Regions from separate parts of the Homo sapiens genome. Here regions 1 and 3 are each linked to region 2. The links are chromatin contacts, found by Hi-C or POLR2A ChIA-PET in ENCODE. All regions are on one chromosome and are shown on one strand. Each heading gives the region's core, a stretch centred on a gene start or an enhancer-like site at or near the end of the contact. The rest is flanking DNA. Distances are from core to core; before and after follow the strand shown.

Region 1 (4,178 bases), core at 1,538-4,037, 310 kb before region 2:
AGGGTTGGAATACATTTTTGCTCACACACACAATGGTATATACTATTTCAGGAGGTGCACAGACCCTTTTTGTACCCTCAGATCCCCCTATATTTGAAGATTCTGATTCAAACCAACCTCCTTAAGAAACTGAGGCCCCAGTTTCAGACGACTTTCCCCCAGTGCCAGTCAACAGGCACACCAGCAGAGTCCAGATAGAGCCCAGTTCTTCCGATCTCCCCCAATACATACACACACACACACACACACACACACACACACACACACACACACACCGCACTGAGGTGGAGGAGGTGGGAGAATGGTTTTAATCAATACTCAACACTTCAGTACCTCAGGGTTACTGGCTTATCTCCTGATAAGCCCTCAGGAGTCTTACTTATAGCAAAACCTCTAGGCCTTTACTGTGGAGAGGCCTTTGCAACACTCAAATCCCAGGACCTTGTAACTGAACCTTTCCAATCAAAGGAGATCAAGAAACTCAAGGCGGGGGGAGTGGGGAGGGACAGCATTAGGAGATATACCTAATGCTAAATGACGAGTTAATGGGTGCAGCACACCAGCATGGCACATGTATACATATGTAACTAACCTGCACATTGTGCACATGTACCCTAAACTTAAAGTATAATAATAATAATAATAAAAAGATGATTATTACAAAAAGACAAAAGATAACAAGTGTTGGTGAGGATGTAGAGAAAAGGGAACCCTCGTACACTATTGGTGAAAATGTAAACTGGTACAGCCATTTTGAAAAATAATGAGGCAGTTCCTCCAAAAATTAAAAATATAACTACCATATGATCCAGCAATTTCTCTTCTGGACATATATCCCAAAGAAATAAAAAAAGTATTTCAAAGAGAAAAAAAAAAAAGAAAACTCAAGGCCTCCATGGCCTACCTGGGGAGTCACATAACTCACCCTGGCTCAGCCCTGGGTCCCAAGCTTACAGCAGTTGGCAAGGAAGAGTGTTCAGTGCAATAACAGGCAATACCACTCATATGCCCTCCACTCTGAGGAAATAACCTCTATTTAGAGACTAAACAAAGGTGCCTCTTGCAAGTCTAAAAAAGAAAAGAAGCTACAAAGGTTGCCCACCAGTCAAAGAACCTAATCATCTCAGTCTATATTCATTTGTGAACTCCTCCTCTCACTAGACACTAAGAGATTATCCGCTTAAGGTTCAATAGTTTTTTGTTTGAGACAGAATCTCACTGTGTTGCCCAGGCTGGAGTGCAGGGGCGCGATCTCAGCTCACTGCAACCTCTGCCTTCCGGTTCAGGCGATTCTCCTGCCTCAGCCTCCAAAAGTAGCTGTGACTACAGACATGCACCACCACTCCCGGCTAATTTTTGTATTTTTAATAGAGACGGGGTTTCACCATGTTGGCCAGGCTGGTCTCGAACTCCTGGCCTCAAGTGATCCATCCACCTCAGCATCCCAAAACGCTGGGACTGCAGTCGTGCACCACCACACCCGGCCTCAATAGAATTTTCAAGAAAGGAACACAGGGTTATAAGAGAAAGCACCTGAACAAGACCATGGAGCTTTTGTAGAAGACCTTTCACATTGCAAGCTAAAGTCAACTGTGGCCCCTCTCATAATGACTTTCAGTCTGCCTTCAAATAGTTTAACAAAGGTTTTTTGTTTGTTTTTAAGTACTATAAACAAGACAGAACCCTTACAACTGATAACAAAGTCCCCAGGAACAGTGAGTGAGTGAGAGAGAGAGAGAGAGAGAGAGGGAGAGAGAGAGAGAGAGAGATATCCAGGACCCCCAAGAGAATTGATGGGGTTAATGTGAGTCAAAAGCACTATGAGTCACATCAGGGGGACAGGCCCACTGGCAGCGAGATAACTTCAGAAACTGGAGCAGGTGTGAGCCCCCTGGGATGCAGCCAGGCAGAAAACTTGGAAAGGGTGGCATGCTCGGGTGAAAGGGATTAGGGAGAGCTAGACACGCTCTGGAGTCTAAGGCCCTCAGGCCTTAACTGTGCCAGCTGGGAAGATTACATATACAAAAAGGCATCCTCCCTTACCCACGTGGCCCAATCAAAGCACCCAGCCTCTTATAAGGGCTTTGCGGCTCATTAAAGTTAAGTTCAAATTGGCACCAGGGTCCTAGACGCACAGTCCTAGGGTCCTGGGAGCCAAAAGGTACCCTGTAATCTCTGCCAATGTTACAACAAACTTAAGTAAGAGCCGAAGTAGGTCAAGCATTTAATCCTAAAAATGTTCTCCAAAGGAAGATGAAGGGCTAGAGGTAACATAGAACTCCAAATATTATCTTTCTGACAAGGGGCTACCCCGACGCGGCTACCAACCACACCCCGGATGAGCAAGGCCAAAGGAATTTTAGGGAACACCCAACTTCCTCCCTTAAAAGTGCTGCTTTGCTTTTAATATCAAACTCAGTGCTAGAAGTCGCCAAAGTGGGGGCGAGGTTCTCCCAACCAAAGGCCGGCGGGCTTATGTCCGGTCGGAGGTACAGTGGGCGAGCGCCCCTTATCATAGAGCCCAAATGCCCATGCGTGGCCCACTTCTTCCGCCGGGGCCAGCCCGAAGCTCTAGGGGAAGACGATGGCACCCCAGGCTACCGCCCTGCCAGCCCCTTCCACGCCCCGCCACCTACCGCAGTGCTGCCCGCCTCATTGCGCTAGGCTGCCGTGCGCGCGATGGAGAACCGGGCCCCGCGCGCTAGTCGGCGGAGGGAAACTGAGGCGATAAAAGACGCACGAGTACCAGACCGCGCCCTTGCTGAGGACAGCCCGGGAGCCGGACAGCGGTGTCCGGGGGCGGGACCGCGGCGTCCAGGGGGCGTGGCCGCGCTGTGCCGGGCGGACCCTACCCGTTCATTGGCGGGAGGCTGGAGTCCGCCTCTGCGGAGCTTCCCACTCAATCAGTTGTGCGGGTCGTGTTGCTACAGCGAGGACCGGCCTATTCTCGGTTGAGTAAACGAACCACGCAGCAACGCCAGGGCGTGACGTCGAGAAGAGGCCCGGCTCTGCCTAGTGGAGCTTGTCTCCTTTATCCTTGATCCCCGCGCCTTGGCTCCGTCTGTTCTTCCCCTTGGCTGCACATTGGAATCTCCTGGGCAACTTTCCAAAATACTGATACTTGGCCGGGCGCGGTGGCTCACGCCTGTAATTCCAGCACTTTGGAAGGCCTAGGCGGGCAGATCACCTGAGGTCAGGAGTTCAAGACCAGCCTGGCCAACATGGCGAAACCCTGTCTCTACTAAAAATTCAAAAATTAGCCAGGCGTGGTGGCAGACGCCTGTAATCCCAGCTACTCGGGGGACAGGCACGAGTATCGCTTGAACCTGGGAGGCGGAGGTTGCGGTGAGCCGAGATCGCACCACTACACTTCAGCTTGGGCGACAGAAGGAGACAATGTCTCAAAAAAAAAACAACAAAAAACTGATGCTTGAGACCCACTGGCTGGAGATTCTAGTTTAGTCCTGGGTGCGGTCTGGGCTTCGGGATGATGTCTAAAGATGCCCCCAGGTGATGCTAATGTAACCAAAGGCTAAAAACCACTGACCTAACAGGAAAAAATTGTTCCTCTCCTCTTCTCGGCCTGACCCCCAATGTTTGATATCTTGGGCGAGCTAGAGAGATTCAAGGCCAGAGAGTTTAAGATTATTTCACCCTACGATCTAATTCTCCATTTCTTTCAACGAATTATTATTGAGCTGTTTGCATTGTGCCAGGCACTATTGCAGAGGTTGGGGTTGCAAAAAGAAAAAAGGACAAAAATCCCCGCCCTTAAGGGGCTTGCCTCTTGATAAGGAAGGAAAACAAATCAACAAACAAGTTAGCAAATAACATGATCTCAAATATGGTAAAGCGGTTTAAAGGGGAAATAAGGTAACGAGTGGGGATCTTTTGAGAATATAAGCAAGTCTTGCTTTGCCTCTAAATACGGCAATTTCCTAAAAGGCAAGGGCCATATGCTTTTTCGCAATACCCCATACTTAGTAAAAATGTATTGATTTGAATTAAGCTAGCTTTCTGTTTTGAATCACTTCATGAGTTACACATGGAGCATGGTCTTCGGCTTTCTCTTTCTACTGAATTTTCCCTGCTTTTATCAATCTCACATCTGGAAGACTCCCCTTTTAGCCTACAAGGATCTCTCCTTCATTTTTGTTCACATTGTCTTTTCATTTTTG
Region 2 (3,904 bases), core at 520-3,019:
CCAAATACCGCATGTTACCACTTATAAGTGGGAGCTGAGTGGTGAGAACACATGGACACATGCGGGGGAACAACACACACTGGGGGCTGTCTGACGGCTGGGGGTGGGAGGAGAGAGAGCATCAGGAAGAACAGCTAATGGATGCTGGGCTTAATACCTAGGTGATGGGATGATCTGCGCAGCAAACCACCATGGCACACAGTTTACCTATGTAACAAACCTGCATATCCTGCGCATGCACCCCTGAACTTAAAAGTCGGGGGGAAAAAAAAGAGAGGTAGCAATTATCACCTTAATGAATTCCTTTCTTCACTTCTCATATTGCCCCTCATTTTCCCTAATTTCCCTCATTTTTTTCATTTATAATATATATATATTTTGAGACGGAGTCTCGCTCTGTCACCCAGGCTGGAGTGCGGTTGGCGCGATCTCAGCTCACGGCAAGCTCCGCCTTCCGGGTTCACGCCATTCTCCTGCCTCAGCCTCCGGAGTAGCTGGGACTACAGGCGCCCGCCACCACGGGCGGCTAATTTTTTTTTTTTTTTGTATTTTTAGTAGAGACGGAGTTTCACCATATTGGCCAGGCTGGTCTCGAATTCCTGACCTCGTGATCCACCCGCCTCAGCCTCCCAAAGTGCTGGGATTACAGGCGTGAGCCACCGCGCCCGGCCTCATAATATTTATTTCCTAAATAAGCTAACTTGATGACTACTTACAAGTATTCTAAAGTGAGCTTGGCTTCTCAGTATTCGTCATTGTGGCTTTCATATTATCTTTTCACTTCTCTTTACTATACTTTTGCATAATAGCTGTCTAACAAGTTTTTATGGAAATAAATTTATTGCAAACAAAAAAGGAAATAGCTGTTTATGATAAAATTTGTATAGAAATGCAAGGAGAAAAACAAATCACTCAACTGCTTTTCAACACGACGAAAAGTGGGTTAAGGTCTCAAAATTCTTTAAATTTTAAAATACCGATTTATCGGTAATCGAGGTTTTTTTGGATCTGCTTCTTTAAGAAAAAAAAAAACAAAACACACACACACAAACCAGCGAACTTCAGACGCTCTTACGACACCTAGCTATATTCACTGGGAACGCAATCTAACGTCACCAAGGCCCACCTCCCGGGCCCTAGAAATCGCTCTCTGGGAACAAGCTGGGGACTTTGATTTTGCTAGCCCTGCCCCTCTGAGCCCTTCACCAAACTTCCGCGCGGGGGCGCCCGCCCCACCTCCCGCCGGGGCTCAGCACGCGGCCTTCTCCCAGCCAAGAGCCCCGTCATAGGTGGGCGCCGACCCCGAGCCGATCTCGCTTTATTAAATTACAGAAATCGGTATTCAAAAAAAAAAAAAAAAAAGGGCGGGGAGGACACTCCCTCTTCTCTGTTCCCACACCCTAGCTGATTCCCAGGTTTCGGGAAACTCCACAGGAAACGGAAATGGTCTCTCCCAGGCCAGCGCGCGCGCCGGGTTGCATCACCCGCCTCGCACGGGCCGGCGGGGCGGGGGTTTGGTGGCTGCCCTCAGTATTGCCTGCACAAATATCTACCAGGTCTGCGACGAATAGCTCCAGCAACTTCGCACCGTGTTTTCCACTCAGCCTACCGACAGGCACTGTGCAGATTCAAGCGGAGAGATGTCCAAGCAGTGAGGCCGCTGCTGCACCGGCCATCCTGAGCCCCTACTCGGCCTTCCCGTCTCCGCTTCCCCGCCCCGCACTAGGACCCCTGCAGATGATCAGGCGGCAGCCGGGGTGATTTCCTTCCTCTTTTGGCAACATGGCGGGCGGAGAAGCTGGAGTGACTCTAGGGCAGCCGCATCTTTCGCGTCAGGATCTCACCACCTTGGTGAGGTTTTGCTTGGGGAGGATGCAGAGTGAGCTCAGGAGTGGAGGTGACCGAGCCTCCCGGTGGTATTGGGACTAGTCAGTGTCGGGAGCATGGGTCAGGAGCCTGGGTCAGGAGGGAGACCTGGAACTGGGCGCCCTAAGCCATGCTCGCGCCGCCTGTACCCAGGCCAGTCCACGATCTGGGCGCAGGCGTGTACGGTCGTGGGACTTCTAGCTTCTGGAGGGTTCGGCTGGAAAGTCTTGATGTTGATTGTCATGGTTTCAGCCTCTGAACGTCTGGGAAGGGGGTGTCCTGTCTGCATTACTTTTAGTGCTAATGTTCCCAAGATTGGGGGGATCTCTGACTTCCAGATATCCCCTAATAGTTGAGTGGAGGTGTAGTCTGTTGTGTAATGATGAAGGGCTCTTAACAGCTTCCCAGCCATAGGAGTACAAAGTTACTGATAGGGAAAAGGAGCTTTAGAAGTAGTGGAAAGCTGTGCAGATGGTGGCAAGATGTAGATAGCAAACGTAAAGTCAAAGGAAAAGTTCTCATTTGTTTTACGTGCAGTGTTTTAAAATATATTTCATTGCAGGATGTTACCAAGTTGACGCCACTTTCACACGAAGTTATCAGCAGACAAGCCACAATTAACATAGGTAAGAGTAACTTAAGAGACCTAACCTTGGTCTCCAACAATTAATTTTAACCTCACTTTTTGTGTGATTACTTGAATAGTATGAGGATTCAGATATTCAAGAAATAGATACTGAGTCCTTGTGAATAAAGCATCTGCTACATTTGCGGTGCAGGGGGAGCACAAAGAATGCTGCCCACATGTAGCTTACAGACTCGGTAAGAAGAAAAAATGGAGACATAAGAAAAGTTTAATAGCATAAGGCAGTATGTAGTCATATGTAGCAGAAGTTTAAGGAAGAGGTGAAAAATGTGGCTGTACTTGACACACAGGATTATTTCAAGGGCAGAATTTATGAAAGTTTTATTTGATGTACAAGCTGTGATTAAATAGAAGGTTTTTTTTCTTAATTGGCACCTAGAACTTTAGAGGAGAAGTTACGTTGACTGAGTGTAAATTTTGGACATTTTGAGTTTGTACAAACAGCACAGTTTGTACGAAAGTAAGTTAAAAAGTACAGAAGTAAGTTAAAAAGTAAGACTAGTTTTTAACCTAGTTAAAAAGTAAGACTCCACCATGAGGCTATTAAAGTTACAGTATTACAGTCTGGAGCTTTAATTTATTAATGCAAACAAAGCCCAAATAAGCCTACAGGCCTTGAACTACTGCCCCTGCATTAAAAATTTTGGTTGAGGTGACCTTGGAGCATAACCTAACCTCCGAACAACCTATGCTAAGACTATACCAGTTAAAGCAAATTACTGTGCATATATTGACCCAATAATTTGATCAACGGAACAAGTTGCAATTAAACTTAGGTTGTTTCCTTGTTTGTTCACAGATCCCTTTTTGTTGTGTCAGGGCCCATCATACCTGTTTAATCTGGAAATGCTGGAAGGTTCCTTAATATATAAAGTTCTGGCCGGGTGCAGTGGCTTATGCTTGTAATCCCAGCCCTTTGGGAGGCCAAGGCAGGTGGATTGCTTGAGCCCAGGAGTTGGAGACCACCTGGGCAACGTGGCCAAACCCCATCTCTACAAAAAATACAAAAAATTAGCTGTGCGTGGTGGTGCATGCCTGCAGTCCCAGCTACTAAGGAGGCCGAGGTCGGAGGATTGCTCAAGCCCAGGTGGTTGAGGTTGCAGTGAGCTGTGATCAGGGCATTGCATTCCAGCCTGGGCAGCAGCAGGAGACCCTGTCTGTCCCAGAGTATATTTTTTAAGTAAAGCTGTTAGTTACATGGAAGTTTCTCTTAAGTCCTATATGAGAACACGTTTCTAGTAGGAAGGGGTATGGAGGAGGAAAAATTGAAGTCACTGTTGGTTTTATGTTGATATTTACAGCAAGTTATGGCTTTGGCTTTAATTGTATTTATTTATTTATTTATTTATTTGCGACGGAGTCTCGCTCTGTTGCCAGGCTGGAGTGCAGTGG
Region 3 (4,044 bases), core at 288-2,787, 430 kb after region 2:
TTACTGTTCCTGCATTGGTCATGTGATGTGCTCATGTGAGCACTTTATTTGTAATAGACTCTTCTGGGAGGAAGCTGCTTGTCTCAGGGAGTCTCCTGTTCTCTAGAAATTGCCCTTCATGGCCAGGGTACTGCTTCTTTTGTTAGAGCTCCTTACATATTCTCTACCGTGTTATCTCTGGCCTACATACTCCTATTCCTGTTTCTTTGACCTGAGCTTGACTTCAGTGAAGCTATTGGAGAAGGAAATTAAAATGGACTCTTGGCTGGGCACAGTGACTCACACCTATAATCCCAACACTTTGGGAGGCCGAGGCAGGCAGATCACCTGAGATCAGCAGTTTGAGACCAGTCTGGCAAACATGGTGAAACCCCATCTCTAATAAAATACAAAAAAAAATTAGCCAGGCGGTGGCACGTGCCTGTAATCCCAGCAACTTAGGAGGCTGAGGCAGGAGAATCGCTTGAACCAGGGAGGCAGAGGTTGCAGTGAACCGAGGTCGCGCCACTGCACTCCAGCTTGGGCGATGGAGTGAGACTCCGTCTCAAAAAAAACAAACAAAAAAAAAAGGACTTTATATGGCACCTGAAAAAGATTCAATAGATTCGACTAGCACTTACTGAGTACTTACCAACTAAAACAGGATATCATCTAATTCTCACAACAGCCATGCCCATTTTACCAATTAGGAAACTGAAGTTCTGAGCGGGTAAGAAGATGACTCACACGTATAATAGGTAGTAGAGCCACATGTCTGCCCGCCTGATCGTCTTACCACCTCTTTATAGCAGAGAAAGTAGGTGAGGGATTGGGCGCAGTGTGTGAGCAAAACAAACTGGAGGAAAGGACCATCGAGTGCATTGTCACCGCCTCCCAAGCATTACCACATCCTGAAGCACAGCCGTTTCCTTCTCGAGTTTGTTTAGTTTTTATCTTCCCCATTTAAGATCATCTGAAAGTGAAAGGGAAAAAAAGAGCTGACACTGAAAAGTCTCTTACAGAGTACAAAGATGTTTGTGATCAGTTTCCCAAGAGGCTGAAATAAAACTCAAAGGTGAAAATAAAGACAACAGTACATGGGTAAATAAAAAATTGGGGATGCTTAATAGCCATTGTCTGGGCTTGAGGAGTTCTTTGATTTGTTTACCCTCATTGAATTTTCTATGATTAGATGCTAGTCCATGGTTCTCAGTCCTGGCTGCTCATGAGAATTGTCTGGGGAGCGCCTGAAATGAGTGACACCTGCTCCCTACATAAACCAATTAAATCAATTGCTGCGGGTAGGAGTCTAGGTGCTGGTGCTTTTGGGTTACCCAGGCGATTGTGTAATAATATTCTTCCAGAGTTAAAACCACAGTGTTAGAGCTGGTGAAATTTTTGCCCAAGAGCTATGAACCACTTTAGGGGATAGAGTCTGTGAGTGAGATGCCAAAGGTTAACACCGAAGTCATTCTGGAGTCCATCAGCATTAGTTGAAAGTTCTGGATTTGGAATGAAATGGAAACTAAGAAGCATTGGGAAATTGCCAAGGCATATTCATTGCCTTTGAGGAGCTCATAGATAAATGAGAAGCTGGGACAAATACATAAATTTACGTATGCTAGTCAGAAGGATGAATCATATAATTTTGTGGTATCTTTTTGCTGCTGTCCCTACCTCGCCCTTAAAGGTTTTTGAAATAAGGGTGGTTTCTGGGAACAGGTAAGGTGTTAACCCAATTGTCCTTTATCCAAAATGTTGTTGGAGGCTTTCTGGATGGAGATCACAAAGAGAAGAACAAAATGTAAATGTGCATACTCTTTTTCTTTTTCTTTTTTTTTTTTTTGACAAAGTCTTGCTCTGTCGCCCAGGCTGGAGTGGAGTGGCGCGATCTTGGCTCACTGCAAGCTCCGCCTTCCGGGTTCACGCCATTCTCCTGCCTCAGCCTCCCCAGTAGCTGGGACTGCAGGCGCCCGCCACTGCACGCGGCTAATTTTTTGTATTTTTAGTAGAGACAGGGTTTCACCGTGGTCTCGATCTCCTGACCTCGTGATCTGCCCGCCTCGGCCTCCCAAAGTGCTGGGATTACAGGCGTGAGCCACCGCGCCTGGCCCCTTTTTCTTGACTTCCACCTTTTTTCCTTGGCTGTTTACTCCTAGCACTGCTCTCCAGAGTTTTCTTAGAATTTATATTAGTAGGCAAGGTTAGTGTATGATAAATAACTGTATAGAGAGACAAACAAAAATCTTATCCTCTTAGACTAATTCAGTGGGAACTTGAGCTTAGAGACTGATGTGGTTTGGCTCTGTGTCTCCACCCAAATCTCATGTTGAGTTATGATTTTCAGTGTTGGTGGTGGGGCCTGGTGGGAGGTGATTGGATCATGGGGGCAGATTTCCCCCTTGCTGTTCTCATGATAGCGAGTGAGTTCTCATGAGATCTGGTTGTTTAAAAGTGTGTAGCACTTCTCCCTTTGCTCTCTCTCTCTCCTGCCACCATGTGAAGATGTGCTTGCTTCCCCTTCGCCTCTGCCATGATTGTAAGTTTCCTGAGGCCTCCCTATCCATGTGGACTGTGAGTCAATTAAACCTCTTTCCTTCATAAGTTACTCAGTCTCAGGTAGTTCTTTCTAGCCACATGAGAACAAACTAATACAGAGATCATCTGTAATCTTCCCAATTTTACACATGAGAAAGTAGAAGCCCCAAGTAAGGAAGAGACTATGCCAGTCATCAGCTAGTTTTTGGTATAACATCTTGGCCACCTCTTCCAAAGGGAACCAGAAATTATTCTTTTTATGAGGCCAAGGGAACTTACATTTGTGTGCCACTCTCTGCTAAACACAATAGTGGTTAGCTGTAATTCTCACAGCGTCCACATTAAGTGTTTCCATTTCTTGGATGAAGAGTCTAAAGCTTAGATAGTTTAAGTCTCTTACCTAAGCAAAGTTAGGGGCAAAGCCATGGTTAAAATTCAGGTAGAGTGAGGTTTGTTTGTTTGTTTATTTTTTGGAGACAGAGTGTTCCTCTGTCGTCCAGGCTGGAGTGCGTGGTGTGATCTTGGCTCACTGCAACCTCCACCTCCAGGTTCAAGTGATTCTCCTGCCTTAGCCTCCCAAGTATCTGGGATAACAGGCACCCATCACCACGCCTGGCTAATTTTTTGTATTTTTAGTAGAAATGGGGTTTCACCATGTTGTCCAAGCTGGTCTCGAACTCCTGACCTCAAGTAATCTGCCCGCCTTGGCCTCTCAAAGTGCTGGGATTACAAGCAAGATTGAGCTTTTAAACCTACGCTCTTTTCAGTTTAACATAGTATACCATTGTCCCCAGTGCAATTCTTTATAGCAAATATAGTCTCTATTAGCAATGCTGAGGTTTTGTCTAAATTTATTCTGTTACACAATCAGGAAATGGTATAATCTAATGCTTATCTAGTTTTATTATTTCAGAACTATCAGATTGATACCTACTCCACTTACTTACAATGAAATAATTCTACTTCTGAAAACCACTACTTGTTAGTCTGCATTATCATCTCTGGGAATATGAGAAGCAGTATATACAGACTTGTACTCCAGTCTTAATTTCTGATGCCTACCAGCAGTGTGAGCCTGGGCAAATCACTTAATCCCACTACACTTCAGTGTCCTTATCTACAAAATAGAAATGCTAGTGGCTAATCATAGGATGGTTGCATTGATGAGATTGAGAACGTATGGCATAGTGCATAACACATGGTAGGTGCTTGGTAGATGTTGGTTATGAATTTACTATGAGAAGTTAGTGACACAGCATTTCCTTGATGAAGTCAGCTTTCTGCTAAGAATAAAAGCTGGGTAGGGAGCTCTTAACCTTGAATGTTAATTATCTTCAAGTTTATTGGCTGAAGGTCTCAGCTGTACAAAACTGATCATTTTCCAAGAAACATAGCACTTTCAGCTCTTTTGTGCTTTGAGAGTGACTTGCTTTGGATTCCCTTTGATCACTGTGATGGCTAACTAAATGATTTGCCTCAGTTAACCTCAAATATGAGTACAGTGTGACCATTAGCTATTCCTGCTTC

What was found. Hi-C counts contacts between places; a loop is a spot of excess contacts on that map. ChIA-PET counts read pairs that join two places held with the same protein, here RNA polymerase II (POLR2A). Pooled maps may share reads with other maps.
Region 1: a map of natural killer cell shows a loop between it and region 2 (19-fold over the local background). The contact joins the promoter of ACOT9 here to the promoter of EIF2S3 in region 2. A Hi-C loop is called at or near these places in 10 of 168 maps with a recorded cell type or tissue (B cell, CD4-positive, alpha-beta memory T cell, CD8-positive, alpha-beta T cell and 7 more), 11 of 37 single-sample maps with no recorded cell type and 25 of 50 pooled maps. POLR2A ChIA-PET finds 5 or more read pairs at or near these places in 19 of 52 experiments (A549, B cell, CD4-positive, alpha-beta T cell and 14 more).
Region 3: a map of CD4-positive, alpha-beta memory T cell shows a loop between it and region 2 (15-fold over the local background). The contact joins the enhancer-like site here to the promoter of EIF2S3 in region 2. A Hi-C loop is called at or near these places in 1 of 168 maps with a recorded cell type or tissue (CD4-positive, alpha-beta memory T cell), 2 of 37 single-sample maps with no recorded cell type and 8 of 50 pooled maps. POLR2A ChIA-PET finds 5 or more read pairs at or near these places in 2 of 52 experiments (CD4-positive, alpha-beta T cell and HEK293).

What each region holds. Positions count from the first base shown.
Region 1 is chrX:23,740,489-23,744,666 of GRCh38, forward strand. ACOT9 (acyl-CoA thioesterase 9) reads right to left here and starts at 2,788. Exons shown (of 16, transcript NM_001037171.2): 1 at 2,637-2,788. The coding sequence starts at 2,656. RefSeq lists an enhancer at 2,318-2,367 and a silencer at 2,638-2,957.
Region 2 is chrX:24,053,187-24,057,090 of GRCh38, forward strand. EIF2S3 (eukaryotic translation initiation factor 2 subunit gamma) reads left to right here and starts at 1,770. Exons shown (of 12, transcript NM_001415.4): 1 at 1,770-1,851; 2 at 2,429-2,492. The coding sequence starts at 1,783. RefSeq lists a silencer at 1,119-1,328 and enhancers at 1,389-1,938, 1,959-2,028.
Region 3 is chrX:24,479,239-24,483,282 of GRCh38, forward strand. The region is part of intron 1 of PDK3 (pyruvate dehydrogenase kinase 3); the gene reads left to right. Among named protein-coding and RNA genes, the nearest start is that of PDK3, 16 kb to the left of the region's middle. Within about 2 kb of position 1,538, at least 16 of the 41 ENCODE cell types and tissues checked have a DNase peak (open chromatin) inside an H3K27ac peak, as active enhancers do; they include CD4-positive, alpha-beta T cell, where a contact is called at or near this core.